Linked DNA regions of Mus musculus: region 1 is linked to region 2. The links are chromatin loops, found by intact Hi-C in ENCODE. Cell type or tissue: left cerebral cortex. All regions are shown on one strand. Links, peaks and the distances in the headings refer to the core of each region. The heading gives the core; the rest is flanking DNA.

Region 1 (4,400 bases), core at 230-4,229, 190 kb after region 2:
AGCACTGTGTAATGTTTTTTCAGCATTTTTCTTTGTTATTAACAAAATACTGCTTCTTACGTCCTAGCACTTGATTAAATACTGAACATACATTAAAGTTCAGAGAACATCATATGTTAGCAATACATCACATTTATTGAGAGATATTTTCTGTCTTTTGTGACAGTCTCAGAATCTATACCCTATAATCATAACATAGAACGATAATTAGAAATACAACAATGAATATGAGAATACACGTCTCTTCCCCATTTGTTCTCTCTATTCCTTAACTGCCTAGAACTCTCTATACAGCCCAAGCAGGCCTCGACCTTAAATTCCTACTTCAACTTCTCAAGTGCTGGAACTGAGCTCCATCACACACAGCAAGTTTCTTTTTCAATAACTCACACAGTGGTTACCATAATTTATGATATTATGAAGACTAGGAGATAGCACATAGCTGGCATTGAGGAAGAAATGCCAGCTAAAGAACCCACTAGAGGAAAGACTAATAACACGTAAGCTCATGTGAGCGCCAAAACAACATGCCAGCAGAAAGCCTGTTGCATCGTGCAGTCTGTGTACGGCTACTAGAGTTCCTAGCCATCTACCCTTGCACTGCTCTTGTACAAGGATTTAGGACTGACCTAAGAAAATGACTTGGGATTTTCCAGCCTACTCTGCCTGCTTTCCTGGAAGCCACAGGGGCACTAGGGAACCCAGGCAGGAGCCTAGCATAACTGTCATCAGAGGCTTCACCCAGCAGCTGAAGAAAACAGATGCAGAGACCCACAACCAAACCTTAGGCAGAGCTTGGGGAAGAATGGAAAAGATTTATAGGAGCCAGAGGGGTCAAGGGCACCACAAGAAAATCTATAGAATCAACTAGCCTGGTCTCATAGGGACCCACTGAGACTGAACCAGCAACCAGGGAGCGTGCATGGGACTGACCTAGGTCCTGTACACGTTACAGCTGTCTGTTACACATAAACAGGCCTACATGTGGGAGTCCTAACAGCGGGAGCAGGGGCTGTCTTTTACTCTGCTGCTTGCCTCTGCAGCTCTTTCTCCCTACTGGGCTGCTCTTCTAACCTCAATAAGAGAAGATGCACCTAGTCTTACTGCAACTGGATATGCCAAGGCTGGCTGATCCCCATGGAGGCCTTCCCTTCATGGGGAGGGGAAGGACTGGGGGAGGAGAAGAGGGAGTGAAAACTGTAGTAGGGATACAAAGTTCATTAACTGATTAGTTTAAGAAAGCAAAAGGACTGGAGAGATGGTGGCACACACCTTTAATCCCAGCACTATGGAGGACAAGCAGGTAGATCTCTGAGTTCAAGAACATCCTGGTTAACACAGAGAAAACCTCTCTCTAAAAACAAAACAAAACAAAACAAAAAACAAAGCACTGGCTGCTCTTCCAGAGGTCCTACGTTTAATTCCCAGCAACCACATGGTGGCTCACAGTCCTGTAGAATGGGATCTGATGCCCTCTGCTAGTGTGCATAAAGACAGGGCACTCATAAACATAAAATACATGAATAAAAAAAAAAAAAATCAAAGAACGTTGACCTCTGACCTCCACATGTGTTCAGAACATGTGCACCTATGTACACATACACACCACATATACGTTCACACAAATAGCCAGGCGTGGTGGTGCACGCCTTTAATCCCAGCACTCGGGAGGCAGAGGCAGGCGGATTTCTGAGTTCGAGGCCACCCTGGTCTACAGAGTGAGTTCCAGGACAGCCAGGGCTATACAGAGAAACCCTGTCTTGAAAAACCAAAAAAAAAAAAAAAAAAAAAATGGCTTTTACCTGCAAGAAGTCCGTCTGCCCATAAGTGCTAGGCAATCCTGGTGTCCAAACACAAGTATCAGTCAGGAAGTTTTCATAGTCAATGCTGTCTGGAAACTGAGTGCATCCTCGCTGTAAGCTGTGTCCTCTGACCATTACACCACTAGTAGCGGATCCTTTCACCTGATGTCCTTGAAACTCAACAGGCTATAGGCAAATTGTTAAAAATGAGAACATTAGAATATGACATATATATTCATAATGCATATAGAGAGAAATGTGCCTTATTGTATACTAATGTATTGTAAGCCCTTTGAGGGCAGACCTTTTCACTTCATCTAAGCATCACCACCATTTAATACAGTGCCTGTCACACACAGAAAGCAATAAATAAACACAAAATCAAAGAGCGGGAAGAGAAGAAATGAAGCTGTACTTCGCTTGAGGTCTGCATTCAGTCTTCATTCACTATGACTAGAGCGTGGGGTCTCTGCAAGCCTGTGTATCTGAGTCTCCTGCTCTGAAGAGTGTGACTGCAATGCTCACATCCTCCCTCAGAGACCATGTTCCTTCCCTCCCTAGTCTACTTTCGGTTTCAAATGGCTTTCTCTGCTGCCCCCTTGAGGATTTTAGCATTTTTACTCCCCACAGGATAACAATACCCACCCAAATATGGGAAAATAAAATAGTTAAAAGGCCAAAGGAATCTCCATAAAGGATTTACTTCTAGTGGACAAATTAACAAAAAGACAACTATTCATACTCCCAATCTTCTATTACTTAAGAATAAAGATCCTACAGCTAAATTAAACTTAAATGCTTTTTTATACAGAATTTCAGTTGAAAAAAAGATTTTGTACTGTTGGGGATGGAAAGCAGATATATATATAAGCGAGAAAAGTGTTCAGTCACTTAGCTATGACTGCAGCCTGAAATTATTCTTCTAAATTTAAAAACATGCATTTCAATAAAATAAATCTTGACTTTAAATATTCTTCCCACATTTACTTTTTGAAAGGAATTTTCAAACATGCCTAAAGAAGCCAGAAGATAGTCAGATCTCCTGGAACTAGAATTGCAGGTGACTTTTAGCTACCAAGACTCAAGCCTGGTTCCTCTGCAAGAACAGCCAGTGTCCTTGTCTGCCAATTTTTGAAATAGAGTGGGTAGCACTCCTTAAATGTTTCTATGTATTTAGTCAGAAACAGAAGAGTGTAAAGTGTCAGAGCAGGACACATGGTGAAGCTGTGCAGATACGCATTTGTTCACTACAGAGCAGACATTTGCATACTCTGGCTTTGTGGCCAGCTTCTAGAACCCATTTATATATTATTAAAGTGGACCAGTAACACAGGAAGTAAGTTGAAATGAAGACAAAGAAGCATTTCTTTTCTCCCACAGCTACGTGCTAGAAACGGAAGTGCCCTGGGAACTGTCGCACCGACTATGCTAAGAGTGTCTCCACTGACAAACACTAATCTCGATGATTTAGTTAAGAACTTCAATTCATTTTAATTAGCACAATTTTTTCTGAAATTGCTATCACTGTTCCCAAACTGACAAAGTTCTCTAGAATGCTGTGGTAAAGTCACAGGAGGCTCCACAGAAAAAACAGCAACACACATCTCTAGACACTGAAGTAACTAACTCAACATTAGACCCACTATCTTCTTTCAATGACATCATGTGTCTAGTTGTTTTGAGATTTTTAATTTTTTTCTTTTTTTTATATTTTTTATTAGGTATTTTCCTCATTTACATTTCCAATGCTATCCCAAAAGTCCCCCATACCTTCCCCCCCACTCCCCTACCCACCCACTCCCACTTTTTGGCCCTGGCGTTCCCCTGTACTGGGGCATATAAAGTTTGCCTGTCCAATGGGCCTCTCTTTCCAGTGATGGCCAACTAGGCCATCTTTTGATACATATGCAGCTAGAGTCAAGAGCTCCAGGGTACTGGTTAGTTCAAGAGATTTTTAATTTTTAAAAATTATGTAATTTCAGCCGAGTAGTGGTGGTGCACGCCTTTAATCTGAGTTCGAGGCCAGCCTGGTCTACAAAGTGATTTCCAGGACAGCCAGGGCTATACAGAGAAACCCTTTCTCGAAAAAAACCAAAAAAAAAAATTATGTAATTTCATGTATATAGATGTTTTGTCTGCATGTCTGTCTATATACCATGTGTGTGCCTGATCCCCTGGAGGCCAGGAGAGAGCATCCTCCTGGAACTGGATCCAGCTGTGAGTCATGTGGGAACTCTGAAGAACCACTGTTCTGAGCCATCTCGGCAGCCTTTTTCTTAAAGTTTTGGGACAGGGTCACACCATGTAGTAATGGCTGCTCTAACTCATTATGTAGATCACACAGGCCTCATCTCAAATATGCAGCAATTCTACTGCTTGTGTCTCCTGCTAGCCAACATTGGGTTTTAGATTGAGCTCAGTTTTTAGAAATTGCTAATTGTTAACTCAGACAATTGCAATTCTCATGAGAAAAATCAATGTGGAACAAGAAATAGAATGATGTCACACACTCTACCCTGAGTTTCCAGGTGCTGTAATGGTACCTGATGGGGCATAAGCTGCATTCACAGCTTTGCTAACTTGTTACTAAGATACACA
Region 2 (4,400 bases), core at 179-4,178:
GATTGCTCCATGCCTTGGGTTACTGTTTCTGATTGAGTAGGGATGGAGAACTAACTCCAGAAGTTGTTGAACCCATGGATTTGCTAAGTCTTTATGTCTGAGCTGTGGATGATGTGACTGAGTCTCTGTTGAGTCAGGGCGTGAATCATGCAAACAGATCTGGTCAGAAGTGCTTTTAGAGAGAGGTACCCCAGAGCCTACCTTCTGCACCCATAGCCAATTAACATGGCTCCTGGCACATAGGAGGTACTGTGAAGCAAGAAAGACAGATGCAGACAGCTTCTCTAACAGCTTCCAATTCCTGGGTTTAGTCCTCCACAAAGATAGTTTCCTGGCCATATGGCTAAGAGACACGCTTGTGTCTGTCCAGTAAACCCACTTATGTCAAAACTAATTGGGTGTATTCAGTTCCCACAACCAAATTAAACCTAAGAACTTGAGAGCCTCATCCTACAATCGCCTAGTTTCCAGTTACACTCTTGGATACCAAAAATCTTAGTGAGCTGTCTCAAAATCACTGAGTTACAGAAGTGGGCATGCCTCTGTTTTCCCTTTGTGACTCTTATCCTTTTGATACAAAGTATAACTTAAAACACTATATATATATATATATATATATATATATATATATATATATACATATATACACATACACACATACATATATATACATACATATATACACACACATATATATGCATACACACATATATATGAGTGTGTGTACATGTAAATTTATGTATATGTATGTATATACATGCATAATAAAGGGATTATGGCCTAAAGTAAAAGCTAATGGCCCATGGTTAAAGCTAACCCCTGAAGAAACTGTAACCCAAATCCTAATGTGAGGGGTCTTTTGCAGACAGAGGGCATCTGTGCACATAGATCCAGGCACTGTTAATCGAATATGGCTTTGTTTAGTTCCTACAGGAAGGATCAGTCCTAGTCAGGAGGTGTTTGTCACCCTGAGCTCTGGAAAGAAGAGCCAGGCAGGCTCACACTAGGCTCCAGGCTCACACTAGGCTTCTGGCTGGTGAGCAGGGCTTGGTAATGCAGGGGACTTTGCACGTTCTACCTCCCTGCTCAGTTCTTGTGTAGCAGATGGGGCAAGAAATCTTTTTTTTTTTTTTTTTTGGTTCATCAAAAGGGAGGGCAACTCCCCCGCCCTGGAGGTCACAGGTAAACTTGAAAAAGAGGTGAGATTTTTTGGTTTAAAGAGCTGTTGACATCACCATAAGTTTGGAAAAAATAACGATAAAATACTTGAAGACAATTAGGAGGGTTCTAGCATGTAGGTTCTGAAACCAACTCTACAGCCTTGAACTGTGGTCAAGCTACCAGACCTCTCGTAATTGAGAATAACAATAACACATAGATTTACCTTACAGTGCCCAATCAACAAATGCCTGAAATTTCTTAGTCCAGTGTTAAAAGCTGAGTGGTCAGTACTGGGGGAGCAGGGAGTATAGTGTAAGTTGTTGATGCTTTTGTGATGCCAATATTCATGATGGAGAAGATTTTTCTGTTGGTCAAAAGAAAGGCAAATGGACTTGAGAAGTGCAGCCCTGAATCTTACGGTTCAGCATCCTCACGACTGCCATTCTGATGTAGCTCCCTAAACAGTAAGGAATAAAACAGGGGGAACAATACACGTCTAACAAGACAGTGGTTACAACGCCAACCAACAGTCTTCAGTCGTGGGTAGATAAGTAACGAAGAAAGGATAAACTTTCCATGTAAGAAACCACAAGCAAACTCTGAGGTTCCATCTTCTGTAGACCTTAATAGCAATTTGTAAGCCGCATGACCTGTAGATGGCGAACTTGGATAATGGAAATGCTGAGCAATGCCAACCTCCCGGAGGAGAAAGCTGGGGTTTGGGGTTTGCAAAAAGGAAGAAAAGAAAGAGAAAAAAGAAAGGAAAAGAAAGAGAAGGAGGGAGGGGGAGAGAGAGAGAGAGAGAGAGAGAGAGAGAGAGAGAGGAAGAGAGAGAGAGAGGAAGAGAGAGAGAAAGAAAGGAGGAAAGGTACTAACTAAAACTGGTACATTAGTAATGGTTGATTGTGGGATTGTGGTTCCACAACAAAAGGACTCCTTAGAGCATGAGGGAACCTTCTCTGAAGGGACCATTCATCTGTCCAGGGAAGTGATTTTGCTAAGTGACACACACTGTTGAGAGCTAGGAGAAAGGATCTGGCTGAGAGTCCACACTGGCTGTAGTGTCTGAGGCTACAGAAAGGTCTGCCAAGCAGAGACCAGAAGCAGCTTCAGCAGCAGCCTCTCCCATATATGAACACACCAGCACTGGACAACCCAAATCCAAGCTGTGTTCCCAGTGTCCGCACCTTTTAGCTAGATAAATAATTATGTACGCCGGGGCGCTTGCTTGGGGCTGCTGGTGAGTGTTTGTTCTTCCAACTCCCTGAGGTAACCCTTTAGAGACCAATTCTCATCCTTTATTGACATCAATTTTTTTTTGCTGGCTGACAGATTTCCCCAGTGACACACCAGGCATTCAGCACTCCTAAGGGATCTATCTCTTTAACACTCAAACAATCTATTTGCTCTACTTGAGAAACATTTTTTTTCCTCACTTAAAAATTCTACCTTGGAGTAAGGTAGAATTTTTACCACCCCAGGCCACAAAGAAATAGCGGTGAGTTGAGGGCGGGGGGAGCCGGCACAACTTTCCAAAGTGTGCGTGTCCGTGCAGTGGCCTGAGATGTTTTGTTGGTCCTTTCAGCTAGGAAAGGCCTGCAACTCCCCCAACATGATAGATGGGTGACCTTTTGCTGCATTACGAATCAGGGTCACTATTTCCAAAGAGCCTCTTGGCTTGTGGGTCAGGTGAAGGGACATCTCTGGGCTTCCATGGTCCGTCTGCCCGGCCATTTATCACTGAGCTGTAGTTATCAGCCCCCCCCCACCCCCAACACACACACACTAGGCTCCCCACCAATGTGTGCTTCTGGAGTCCACACAACAGAGCCTTAGTTATCTGTCTCCTCTTTGCTTCTGTCTGACATGCACCCTGGAAAATGCTCTGTGGGTGGAAGAATAAAGCCTCATGCTTGAATATGATAAGAGAGGGAGTAAGGTGAAGATACATTTAGAAGGGGAAATACAAGCCAACTGCTATGAATATACCCAATATACCTAATATTAGACAATATAATTCTGCAGAAATAGAAAAAATAAGATAAGTAGGGTGTGCTTAATCTAATTTATTTATTTTTACCCATCACATGCTCAAGAAGCTGAGATAGAAGTGAGCACTTGGCAACTATTTCCCAGCATGCTGCCTGCCACCTTCATGTTTGCTTGCTTTTTGCATTGTCCTTTCATAAATTCGTGAGTTTCATATCTTCAGAGTAGAACTCTTAGCTCTCAGCATGGGTAGTTTTTGTTTGCAGACAGCTTTTAAGTCATGAGGGTACAGTTCACCTACGATATGGCAAACCTAGAAACTACCAGGAAAACTTGGAAATGATGCTATGTCAGAGTGGATTTGGGGGACTGGAGCTCAGCAGTTAAGAGTGTGCACCGATCTTACAAATGAGCCAACATCCACTCCCAGCACCCACTTAAGACAGCACACAACAACCTGTAACTCGCACCAGGAGCTCTGATGTCTCTGGCTTCCACAGGCACCTACACCCCTGTGCATGTACCCTGACACACGTATACATACATTCACAGATTCAAACAAAATAGATATCTTCTTTTAAAAGGTTGGATTTTAAAATGCCATCAGTGAAAGACAGACAGGAAAGGGACGTGGTTTGAAGAGGAATTTTAAGAATCGGACTCTTACTGACAACCCAAATAGAAGTAAGACCCATGTCACCCTCAAGTAGTGGCCCTAGAGTAGACATTGGGGTATCTGGCATGAATATAACAGCCAAGGACACAAGGACACACACATGCATGCAGGACTGCAGTGTCTACCTATGGCAAGCATTCAATAAAGACAAGCTATATTGTGCAGCAGAGCCGCTAAGTAAGCGATGGACGGTCTCGCTAAAGGCAAGGCTTATTTGCTTACATAGTAGTTACATAGGTACTGCTATAAAGGAATTAGCATGGTATGCACTATTAAAATGTACTCCAATAAGTGCAGGAGAGACTAATGGGGAAGCTTGGGTGGTAGGGGCTGGGGAGATGGCTCCATATTTAAAGTGTTTGCTGCCCACGTGTGAAGACCTGAATTGAGATTCTCATAAATAGGCCCCACATAAATAGCAATGGTGGGCACAGCTGCCCACCCATAAATCCAGCTCTCAGAAGATAGAGACGAGGCAGAGCAAGCTTACTAGCTGGACTAGCAGAATAAGTGAGCTCTGAGTTCAACTGAGAGGCCCTGTTTGGCTGAATAAGATGGAGAGAAACCAGCACTC

Evidence for each region. Hi-C counts contacts between places; a loop is a spot of excess contacts. Peaks named below come from ENCODE experiments on the same cell type or tissue, not always from the same donor. Only the 100,000 strongest peaks of a DNase experiment are listed, where the experiment ranks them.
Region 1: it touches region 2 in a loop (5-fold over the local background); 19 of 42 quality-filtered maps call a loop at or near these places.

What each region holds. Positions count from the first base shown.
Region 1 is chr3:127,570,728-127,575,127 of GRCm38, reverse strand. Zgrf1 (zinc finger, GRF-type containing 1) reads right to left here. Exons shown (of 26, transcript NM_197997.2): 8 at 1,803-1,988. Among named protein-coding and RNA genes, the nearest start is that of Zgrf1, 19 kb to the right of the region's middle. In left cerebral cortex, for the core only: a CTCF peak has its summit at 2,405 (motif pointing left); DNase peaks (open chromatin) are centred at 2,381 and 2,956.
Region 2 is chr3:127,756,803-127,761,202 of GRCm38, reverse strand. The region is part of intron 1 of Alpk1 (alpha-kinase 1); the gene reads left to right. Among named protein-coding and RNA genes, the nearest start is that of Alpk1, 22 kb to the left of the region's middle. In left cerebral cortex, for the core only: a CTCF peak has its summit at 1,805 (motif pointing right); a DNase peak (open chromatin) is centred at 1,813.